2 separate regions of the Homo sapiens genome follow, and region 2 is linked to region 1. A link is a loop called in an ENCODE intact Hi-C map of the cell type or tissue named here. Cell type or tissue: MCF 10A. All regions are shown on one strand. Links, peaks and the distances in the headings refer to the core of each region. The heading gives the core; the rest is flanking DNA.

Region 1 (5,372 bases), core at 79-5,078:
GAGGACCAAAATGGTCATTCCATAGGGTAGTTGGGAAAGTAGAGTGAAATAATTAATATAAAAGCACTTTCTCAACTGGAAGGTGCTGGGCAGTCATGGGGCTGTTGCTGTTGGTGACTAGAATCCCTGATCCCAAAATCAGTTTTGTGGGGGGCATCCTGAAGATGCCTGTGTCATCCAGAATTCCTAGCAGCCTCCTCGTATATTGTTGGGCCTCATCTGGGCCAAGGGGAAAACAGAGGGAACTCTAACTGTTCCCATTTGCCAAACCCAAGTTTCAGTGTTTAAAGGGGGCTGTAATCCAAACTGCAGGGTTGAACCATAGCCTAAGCCAGAGACATCTGGAGCCAGAGTCTAAATGATATGGCTCCAACATCTCTGAATGAGAGTGGGCAGGCCATGGGGGAAGGGCACTGGGGCTGACTGTGGGCCTCCCTCCCTTAAGTGGCTCAGAAGGGCAGTCCCTCCCGAGCTCACCCCACAGAGTGGCTACTCCCTGACCTAATCCACAAATCCTACAGATATGGGACTTAAAAAGCTGGGCTATTTATGGACTTTGTGTGTGTGTCTCTCTCTCCTACTTTTTCTCTTTCCCTCTCTTCCTGTCTCTGTCTCTCCTTCCCTTCCTCCCTCTTTCCCTTTCCTCTGGCTCTGGGCCTCCCCTGCAGTCCCAGAGGACCCAGGACATCTCTCAGCGGGACTTGGTACCTGAGCCTGGAGCAGCCGCAGGCTTGGAAGTGTTCACTCAGAAAAGCCTCGCAGCATCTCCTGAGGTTACTGTCTTCACCTTCCTGTGCCCCTTCCTCCTGCCCACCCAGAACCACCCTCTGTGGTCTTAAGAAAACCCTTTCTCTGGGGTGAGGGGAATGTACCAGATTCTGCCAAGCAGTTGGAAGCAATGGGTAACCCATGCTGTCTCCATGCTGTGATAAGGAAATGTCCCCATCCCAGAGATCCATAAAGGGCCAGCCCCTCCCTCATCCATTGTTTCTCAGGAGGGACAGGACTGCAACCATTCTGGGAAGACAGAACAGCCTGCATTGCCTTTGGCCTCGAAGGAGAGGCAGGAATGATCTCCCTCTTTCAGGTCCTGGTGAGGCAGGTGACTCTAGAGGCAGGCCCTGACTTCTATGCTTAGGGTCAGGGGTCATGCTAGAGGCAGGCTCTGACTTCCATGCTTAGGGTCAGGGGTCATGCTAGAAGCAGGCTCTGACTTCTATGCTTAGGGTCAGGGGTCATGGCACCCAAATGCCTTCTGCCTTAAGGTCTTTTCTCTGTTCAGAAGCCTGAATGGTCTAGCAGTGGTTAGTTAGGGCACGACATTCCAGGCATCTCCGGCCTGCGTCTTCTCTGAACTCCCCTGGAGCTTGGGCCCATCAAGGAGGCAGGCAAAAGTGGACATCTTTCTCTAAGGAGTATCCTTAGGGTTGTAGAGAGATTGGTCAGGCAAGTGTTTGAAATGAGGAGGCCATTGCTTCTATGCCCAGGGCGGCAGCAAGTGGAGGGCTCTTTGAACTTCCTGTGGCCCTTCATGGATGCTGGGCATAGAATCCAGGCCCAGGCAGGAGGCTGTGCTCCCTCCTCTGATGGGATTTTATGGACTATCAGGGTTGGAAGCTACTGAGCGATCATCTGGGCAGAACTTTCTTCCCCAATATCTGCCGCTCCCCTGTTGATGTATGCTCTCCTCTGAGGGCCTGTACCTTTCTCCATTCTCAGAGAAAACTTCTTTAGCTGCTGCAAACGTGCTGGAACTTTAAGAAAGACATAAATGAGCTACATAAGTGATAAAACATAAGTCATACTTCTACTCTATGAATTTTTCCTCAATCTAAAGAACAAAACTATCCGCACACTCTCTTGAGGGAAATCGGACAAGAGTCAACAGCATACCAAGGACAGGGCTAGAGAGATGCCCTGGACACAGAGATGCTCCTGTGACCAAGGACAGGTGCCCATTTGGGGAGCAGAGCCCACAACCTGCACCCCGCCCCCGCATCATTCTCCTGCAAATGTCCATCCAGCTCTTCCACAGCAGGCACTTTTGCTGTCCTTGGCGGCAGCCCATTAACTATTGGGAAGTTTTCGTGTTGAATTGAAATCTGCCTTTTCAAATTAGCAGCCTGTAGGTCTCATTCTGCCCGCTGGTGCCCGCTACCGCTCTGCATCCTCCTCCAGGCCAGCCCTTCGGAGACTTGAACACCTCCCCTTCCCTAGAACACTTCACTCTCTTCCCACTTTCTCCCAGGAAATGGTTTCTGGAGGGCCCCTTACCCTGGACCCCCTCCTCGTATAAAGGGCAGGCCTGGCTGGGCATGGTGGCTCACGCCTGTAATTCCAGCACTTTGGGAGACTGAGTTGGGTGGATCACCTGAGGTCAGGAGTTCGAGACCAGCCTGGCCAAAATGGTGAAACCCTGTCTCTACTAAAAATACAAATAATAATAATAATAATAATAATAAGCTGGGCGTGGTGGCGCGTGCCTGTAATCCTAGCTACTGGGGAGGCTGAGGCAGGAGAATCGCTTGAACTCGGGAGGCGGCTGTCAGTGAGGCAAGATCACGCCTCTGCACTCCAGCCTGGAAGACAGAGCAAAACTCCGTCTCAAAAAAAAAAAAAAAAAAAAGGCAGGCCCCAAAATGTGACCCAGAGCTCCAGGAGGGGCCTGAACAGCCTGGAGTCAGGAGAACAGCCAGGCTGGAGAGTTTCCTGTCTGTGCCTTGGGTGCAGACAGCTGTGAGCCCAACTGGCTCTGTTTCTCCCCACCCCTGTTGCCAGCTTCCTTTGCTGCAGTGCCCCTACCTGACGGCAGGGGGCGCTCTGAGCAAGGCACCGACGGTCCCCTGGCTCCAGAAAGAATGGCTGCGGGGCTGCGGCTACCTGGGGCTACCCTAAGATTATCCCATCTTGTGATTCGGGTTAGAACGACTTTCACGCCAACCCCTCGGGCCAGGTGTGTGGCTCTACCCGTGCCTTCGCACCGTGGAAGTTTTTTTCTTTTTTGTTCAGTTTTCTTTTCCTCTTCAGGATCCTACATTTTACTTTGTCCCCCGCTGCTCAGCCTGTGATCTTGCGCATGGCCTCTCCCCTCTGGGATACCGTTTCGCCTTCTGAAATAAGGATAACGATATCTGCTTCACAAGTTGCCATTTGGATTAAATTTAATAACTCAGACAAAGGGCTGGCATTGCCTGGCACATAGCAACTAACAATCACTATACGTTTCCCCTTTCTTCCTGCAGAGTCTACTTTTCATTCTCTGCCAGCACCTGCGCCACTCACTCTTGCTTATCTAGCCTAGTTGCTAGTTAGAATTGGGGCAGGAATGTTCCAGAAGGAGGCATATTGACTGGCTTTGGCCATCATTGCCAGGCGGATGTCAGTACAGCTGGAATGGAGGCAGCTGAAGGAACCTGCTTCTCAAGGAAATGAGCAAAAGGACCTAGCTTCCGTAGGCTCTCAAAGCACGTCCCTTTGGGATGGTTCAGGAGCTGTGGTCCTGAAGCCTTAATGACCTGAAGTAAAAGCTCAGAAACCCACCCCAGACTTTACCTAGACCTTCCCCCCTTCCTTTTATCTCGCTTTCCCATGAACAAGATTATTTTAATGGGTTCTGATTCCCTGACAGAGAGATTTTCTCAAAACACAGTGGGGACAGAGGGTTTATGATGCTCTCTTGAGCCTTCAAAATGTTTCAGATCTTATGGGATCTGACAGACTCCTCCTCCCTGTGGGGTGGGATTAACAGACTCCTCACCAAGTCATAACCTGAAAAGGAGCCCAAGGTCATATAAACCTTCCCCCTCCTGCTGCCAGGAGAAGTTCTGGGCATGTCTCCCTGTGGAGGTGGTCATGGTAGGGTGGAGAGGACACACTTCACAGAACTTGGCGTCAGAGACTGAGTTCAAGGCCTGCCTTTCCACTTGCTCCCTGTATGGCCTTGGGCAAGATGCTTCTCCAGGTCTGAGTTTCCATATCTGTATCACGAGGGGCTCTAGTTGGGGCAGTGAGGAGGGAGGTACCTCAGGGCATTAAGGCCGCCCACACCCCCAACTTTACCAGGGCAGCTCTGTATTTCTGTCACATAGCCGACTTGCATTAAAATTTTGTGGGAAGTATCCTGTGGCCACAAGATGAAAAACCCAGTGACCTTCCTGCTTTTCTAACCACCCTAGAAGTCCATCATCCCTCCCAGGCATTGTTTGAAGAACTCTTGGGGGAGGTAGAGGCTGTTGGGAGATGGCCTAACAGTGCTGCGATCTGGTGCTTTTTTTTTTTTTTTTTTTTTTTTTTGAGATGGAGTTTTGCTCTTGTTGCCCAGGCTAGATAGAGTGCATTGGTGCGATCTCGGCTCACCGCAACCTCTGCCCCGCAGGTCCAAGCAATTCTCCTGCCTCAGCCTCCCAAAGTGCTGGGATTACAGGTGTGAGCCACCGCGCCTGGCCTTTCTTTTTTTTAGACGGAGTCTCGCTCTGTCACCAGGCTGGAGTGCAGTGGCACAGTCTCGGCTCACTGCAACCTCCGCCTCCCAGATTAAAGCAATTCTCCTGCCTCAGCCTCCCAAGTAGCTGGGATTACAGGTGCATGCCACCATGTCTGGCTAATTTTTTGTATTTTTAGTAGGGATGGGGTTTCACCATGTTGGCCAGGATGGTCTTGATCTCTTGACCTCATGATCTGCCAGCCTCAGCCTCCCAAAGTGCTGGGATTACAGGCGTGAGCCACCGCGCTTGGCCTCTGGTGCCTTTGATGCACGATGATGCTTAGATCTTTACCTCTCTCCCTTCCTTGATGCATTCTATTGAGTTCTTTTCTGCTCTTTCTATGGGTTTTGTTAGAATTAGAATGGGCCCTGGTATTTGTTTCTTTTAGATTGAACACCACAGTGTTCAAGCTGTTTAAGCCATTGTGGTGCCTGGCACTAACGTGGTCATGTGGTATCTCCATGACTACTATGCTTTCTTCCCAGAAGCCCTTGTAGAAAGGTTCGATTTCAGGCTGTGGCCTGTGGAACTTAATGCATCCCTTCAATTTGCCATTAGGTCACAGTTGGCACCCATATTCCATGGTTGTGAAATAAGTTAGCAAAGATCTCCGGCCTCAAAAATCAGGCTTTCTTTTCCTGACTCTGTCTTCTACTAACAGTGACCTTGGGCAAGTCACTGTCCATCTCTAGACCTGTTTCCTCATTTACACAATATGGAAATGAGACTGGATAACATTGTAAGAGTACTTTTGACTCTAACATTCAAAGACTCCATGTGATGGAAATGACTTTCCCCTCTGACGGTGGCAGTTATGTTATTAAAAGAGGAAGAGGAAGGGTCCTGGCCCATCTGTGGATCTCCATTTCCCCATGGCTGACATGGGAA
Region 2 (5,372 bases), core at 282-5,281, 720 kb after region 1:
GATGGCAGTCCCTAGAAGGATTCCAAAACAGAGAGATGAAATTTTTCAACAAGGAAGCTGTACCTTAAATAGTAATACTAAATTTATATAAATATTTTAGCCAACTTTTCAGAAGTGTTCAGTGCATACCTGGCAAAATAATCCCATTTGTCCACATCAATGCCATTTCTTTTATTAGATACTATCTCATAAAGGAAGCTTTTGTTTTCAGGACGCCCTTTATATGGCCACTGGAAGGCAAGAAAACCCACTGGAAGTTTTAGGATAGGCACCAAATCTATTTATAAACAAAGCAAAGCAATTTTATTAATCTGTAAAATATAAACAGATACCTGACTGGGAATATGAGATAAACTAGAAGGTTCTATTCTTTCTTTCTTCCACTTCATTTCAAAACTAGTAGAAAGGGAAAAGAAATGCTAAGGTATATGATACCCTATTGTTACCACATTTTCTTGTGCCACTGAAAAGATCTGAACTCTATTACATTTCCCAAAACCAACAACTTTTGTGTTTTCTTGGTTTATAAGTTTTTGAAAAATATAAAATCTAGGCCAGGCATGGTGGCTCACGCCTGTAATCTCATCACTTTGGGAGGCCGAGGAGGGCGGATCACGAGGTCTGGAGTTTGAAACCAGCTTGGCCAAGATGGTGAAACCCTGTCTCTACTAAAAACACAAAATTAGTTGGGCATGGTAGCAAGTGCCTGTACTCCCAGCTACTCAGGAGGCTGAGGCAGGAGAATCGCCTGAACTCAGGAGGCGGAGGTTGCAGTGACCTGAGGTTGTGCCACTGCCCTCTAGCCTGGGCAACAGAGCAAGACACCGTCTCAAAAATAAATAAATAAATAATATAAAATCTAATAATAAACTAACAATGCTTGAATTCATGCATTAAAACAGTACTATCTTTCAAAGTAGCTACATACCTAGTCTAAATAATATGCATTGTTGAATGTATTCTTTGAGCTCCACTTTTTTGGAAATAGGATATTTGCTACAAAACTCATCTGTTTATCTTATACTGTAAGTACACTTGTATATATTTGAGGAAACAGCCCTAAAAATCTCAGGGGGAAATTATTTCCCAACTTTATTTTTAATTAAAAAAATACAAAAGATCAAAAAGGAAACAAAACAGATTTTCCATTGAACTGGTTCAACTTTTTTGTAGATCTTCCTATAAATATTTCAAATATGATTTTTTTTTAAATTTGTAGACAGGATCTAGCTCTGTTGCCCAGGCTGGAGTGCAGTTGCACAATCACAGATCACTGCAGCCTGCCTCAGCCTCCCAAGCATCTGAGACTACAGGCATGAGACAGGGTTTCAGTATTACCCAGGCTGATCTCAAACTCCTGGGCTCAAGTGATCCTCCCATCATGGCCTCCCAAAGTGCTGGGATTACAGGCATGAGTCACTGAGCCTGGCCAAATATGTTCATTTTAATGGTTAAATAAAACATACACATTTACATTCCAAACAAAGTTACTTTAGGCTTCTATATAAAATACTGCAGGCCAGGTATGGTGGCTCACGCCTGCAATCCCAGTATTTTGGGAGGCCAAAGTGGGAGAATCACTTGAGCCCAGGAGTTCGAAACCAGCTTAGGCAACATAGTGAGACCACATCTCCAAAAAAAAAAATTTTTTTTAATGAATAAAATACTGCATATATATTCACTAAAAAAGAATTTATGGCCGGGCGCGGTGGCGGCTCACGCTTGTAATCCCACCACTTTGGGAGGCTGAGGCGGGTGGATCACCTGAGGTCAGGAGTTTGAGACCAGCCTGGGCAACATGGTGAAACCCCGTCTCTACTAAAAATACAAAGATTTGCCGGGCGTGGTGGCACACACCTGTAATCCCAGCTACTCAGGAGGCTGAAGCAGAAGAATTGCTTGAGCCTGGGAGACAGAGGTTGCACTGCGCTGAGATCATGCCACTGTACTCCAGCCTGGCCAACACAGTAAGACTCTATCTCAAAAAAAAAAAAAAAAAAAAAAAGAAAGAAAGAAAGAAAAGAAAAGAATTTATGCCAAGCACAGTGGCTCACACCTGTAATCCCAGCACTTTCAGAGGCAGAGCTGGGCAGATCACTTGAGCTCAGGATTTCAAGACTAACCTGGGCAACGTGACAAAACCCCATCTCTACAAAAAATACAAAAATTAGCTGGGCATGGTAGTGCACGTTTGTGGTCCCAGCTACTCAGGAGGCTGAGGTAGGAGGATCGCTTGAGCCTGGGAGGTGGAAGTTGCAGTGAGCTGAGATTGTGCCACTGCACTCCAGCCTGTGTGACAGAGTAAGACCCTGTCTCTAAAAAGAATTTCTGTATATATATTTTTGGGAAGTAACTTCTAACTAATTCAGTTGAGAGGTAGAAAAAAATATAAGCCTTTTATTTTTTGCATTAAACAGTAGAAACATAGAACTCATATTTTATCATTTAGCCTCTAAAATAGCCAAATGTATAACTCAGAAGGAATCATGAAAAGGCTAGATGAAAAGCACCAGTCAGTTAAAATTAAGCTGTACATAAACTTACCAATGAATCTTCGACAGGTGATTCAAGTGGTCCTACAATTTGTTCCTTTATAAAGCAAATATCTTCTTCAGGGATGAGACCATATTGTTCCATGACAGGCTTAATTCCATTAGAATTAATAAGGTGCTCAAACATCATAACTGAGCCTTGTTCATGCTAGGAAAAGTAAGCACAATATGATGTGTTAAAGATTCTAGCCCATTGGGAGCCCTGACTAACAAAATTATCCTCAATTCCAAGTAATTCTGAGATAAAGGTCTATTGCATATTAATTCTCTAGTTTCTAACCACAATCTTAGGAACATTTTTAAAAACCTGTCAGATTTTTCATTTTACTAGTAGTCTACAAACCTTTTACAAAACTTATTTCATAAACATATTTAATGCATTTAATGATATAATCATTTACAGTTCCTAAATGAATATTATAAGATCATGTAGACAGAATTACATTTTAATAAATATCATCATAAAATTGAATTTTATTTTTTCATCAGCCTTTGAACACGTGCAGTTATAAGCTCTGTTAGGCACTACCATCTAGTGGTGAAAAGGGGTAACTGCAAACTTGCCAGTAAAAACAAAGATCTCCCTTGAAATCTCCAATTGGCCTGTTTGCTCATCTCTCTCTGCTCACTCATTCACAATCAATGTAAAGGATCAAATGAACTCCTGAAGACATCTGCCCTTTCCTAGATCCTACCAAAAACTAACTCAAGATGAAAAACAAAACCTGAATTATCCTATAACTATATTTTTTTAAAAAAAGAGACAGGGAATTGCTCTGTTGCCCTGGCTAGAGTCCAGTGATGTGATCATGGGGTCACTGTAGTCTTGAACTCCTGGGCTCAAGTGATCCTCCCACTTCAGCCTCCCGAGTAGCTGAAACCACAGGTGCACACCACCCTACCCAGCTAATTTTTAGATTTTTTTGTAGAGGCAGGGTCTTGATTTGTTGACCAGGTTGGTCTTGAACTCCTAGGCTCAAATAATCCTCCTGTCTCAGCCTCCCAAAGTGGCAGGATTACAAGCAACTTGCCCTATAACTATTCTTTCCCCGCCCCCGCAGAAACAATTCTTGCTCCAGAAACTATTCTTAAAAACAGAATCAGGGCTGTCAGGCCTGGGTGCGGTGGCTCACACCTGTAATCCCAGCGTTTTGGGAGGCCGAGGTGGGCGGATCACTTGAGGTCAACAGTACAAGTTTGGCCAACATGGCAAAACCTCCTGTCTACTAAAAAATACAAAAATTAGCCAGGCATGGTAGGGTGCACCTATAATCCCAGCTACTTGGGGGACTGAGGCAGGACAATCACTTGAACCCAGGAGGTGGAGGTTGCAGTGAGCCGAGATCGCCCTGCACTCCAGCCTGGGTGGGCAACAAAGTGACACTCTGTTTCAAAAGAAAAAAAAAAAAACCCACAAAAACAGAATCAGGCTGGGTGCAGTGGCTCACATTTGTAATCCTAGCATTTTTTTGAGAGGCAAAGGTGGGAGGATTGCTTGAGCCCAGGAGTTCGAGAGCAGCCTGGGCAACAAAGCAAGACCCTGTCTCTACAAAAAGATAAAAAGATTGGCTGGGTATAGTGACATGCGCCTGTGGTCCCAGCTACTTGGGAGACCAAGGTGGGAGGATTGCTTGAGCCCAGGTGGTTGAGGCTGCAGTTAGCTATGTTCATGCCTGTACTCCAGCCTGGGCAACAGAGCAAGACCTTGTCTCCAAAAAACAACAACAACAACAAACAAATTGGCCGGGCACAGTAGCTCACGCCTGTAATCCCAGCACTTTAGGAGGCGGAGGCAGGCAGATCACGAGGTCAGGAGATCAAGATCATACTGGCCAACATGGTGACACCCCATCTCTACTAAAAATATAAAAATTAGCTGGGTGTGGTGGCATGCACCTGTAGTCCCAGCTACTCAGGAGGCTGAAGCAGGAGAAACGCTTGAACTCGGGAGGCGGAGGTTGCAGTGAGCCGAGATCACGCCACTGCACTACAGGCTGGGCGACACAGCGAGACTCTGTCTCAAAAAAAAAAAAAAAAAAAACGAATTGAATCAAGATATACGTAATTACAAAGAGGAAAAATAGTAACTTTATAATGGAGAGATTTGACAGACAATGCCTTAATCAAGTAAGCAGAATTAATATCATTGGTATTGGCTCAACTAGGATTTATGTGCCTCCTGAGATGATACACTATGAAGGATGCATCACTGATTTTTTTGGAGACAGAGTCTAGCTCTGTCACCTCCTGGGCTCCCGGGCTCAAGCAATTCTCCTTCCTCAGCCTCCCAAGTAGGCACGTGCCACCACACCCAGCTAATTTTTTGTGGTTGTTTTTTTTTTTTTTCCCTCTTGTTGCCCAGGCTGGAGTGAAATGGCGTGATCTTGGCTCACTGCAACCTCCGCCTCCCAGGTTCAGGTGATTCTCCTGCCTCAGCCTCCCGAGTAGCTGGGATTACAGGTGCCCACCACCATGCCCAGATAATTTTTATATTTTTAGTAGAGACAGGGTTTCGCCATATTGGCCAGGCTGGTCTCCAACTTCTGACCTCAGGTAATCCACCCACCTTGGCCTCCCAAAGTGCTGGGATTACAGATGTGAGCCACTGCGTCCGATCTGGACACATCACTTTTGTGGCATTCTACCAAAAATGCATAGCTTGAATCCATGAGGAAACATCACACTGAAACTCAAATTGAGGAACATTCCACAAAATAGCTCAGTTGCTCTTTAAAAAAATGACAAAGTCACTAACGATAAAGACTGAAGAATTGCTCCAGATCAAAAGAAACTAGAAAAATGGCAACTAAATGCAATGTG

The links. A loop is a pair of places that touch in the nucleus more often than their neighbours do. Peaks named below come from ENCODE experiments on the same cell type or tissue, not always from the same donor. Only the 100,000 strongest peaks of a DNase experiment are listed, where the experiment ranks them.
Region 2: a loop joins it to region 1, with 11 times the contacts of the local background. A loop is called at or near these places in 4 of 110 quality-filtered maps.

What each region holds. Positions count from the first base shown.
Region 1 is chr20:36,200,205-36,205,576 of GRCh38, forward strand. All of the region lies in intron 14 of EPB41L1 (erythrocyte membrane protein band 4.1 like 1), which reads left to right. Among named protein-coding and RNA genes, the nearest start is that of AAR2, 34 kb to the right of the region's middle. In MCF 10A, for the core only: a CTCF peak has its summit at 2,816 (motif pointing right); a DNase peak (open chromatin) is centred at 2,817.
Region 2 is chr20:36,916,820-36,922,191 of GRCh38, forward strand. SAMHD1 (SAM and HD domain containing deoxynucleoside triphosphate triphosphohydrolase 1) reads right to left here. Exons shown (of 16, transcript NM_015474.4): 7 at 2,545-2,700; 8 at 130-230; 9 at 1-11. Among named protein-coding and RNA genes, the nearest start is that of SAMHD1, 32 kb to the right of the region's middle. In MCF 10A, for the core only: a CTCF peak has its summit at 3,097 (motif pointing left); a DNase peak (open chromatin) is centred at 3,112.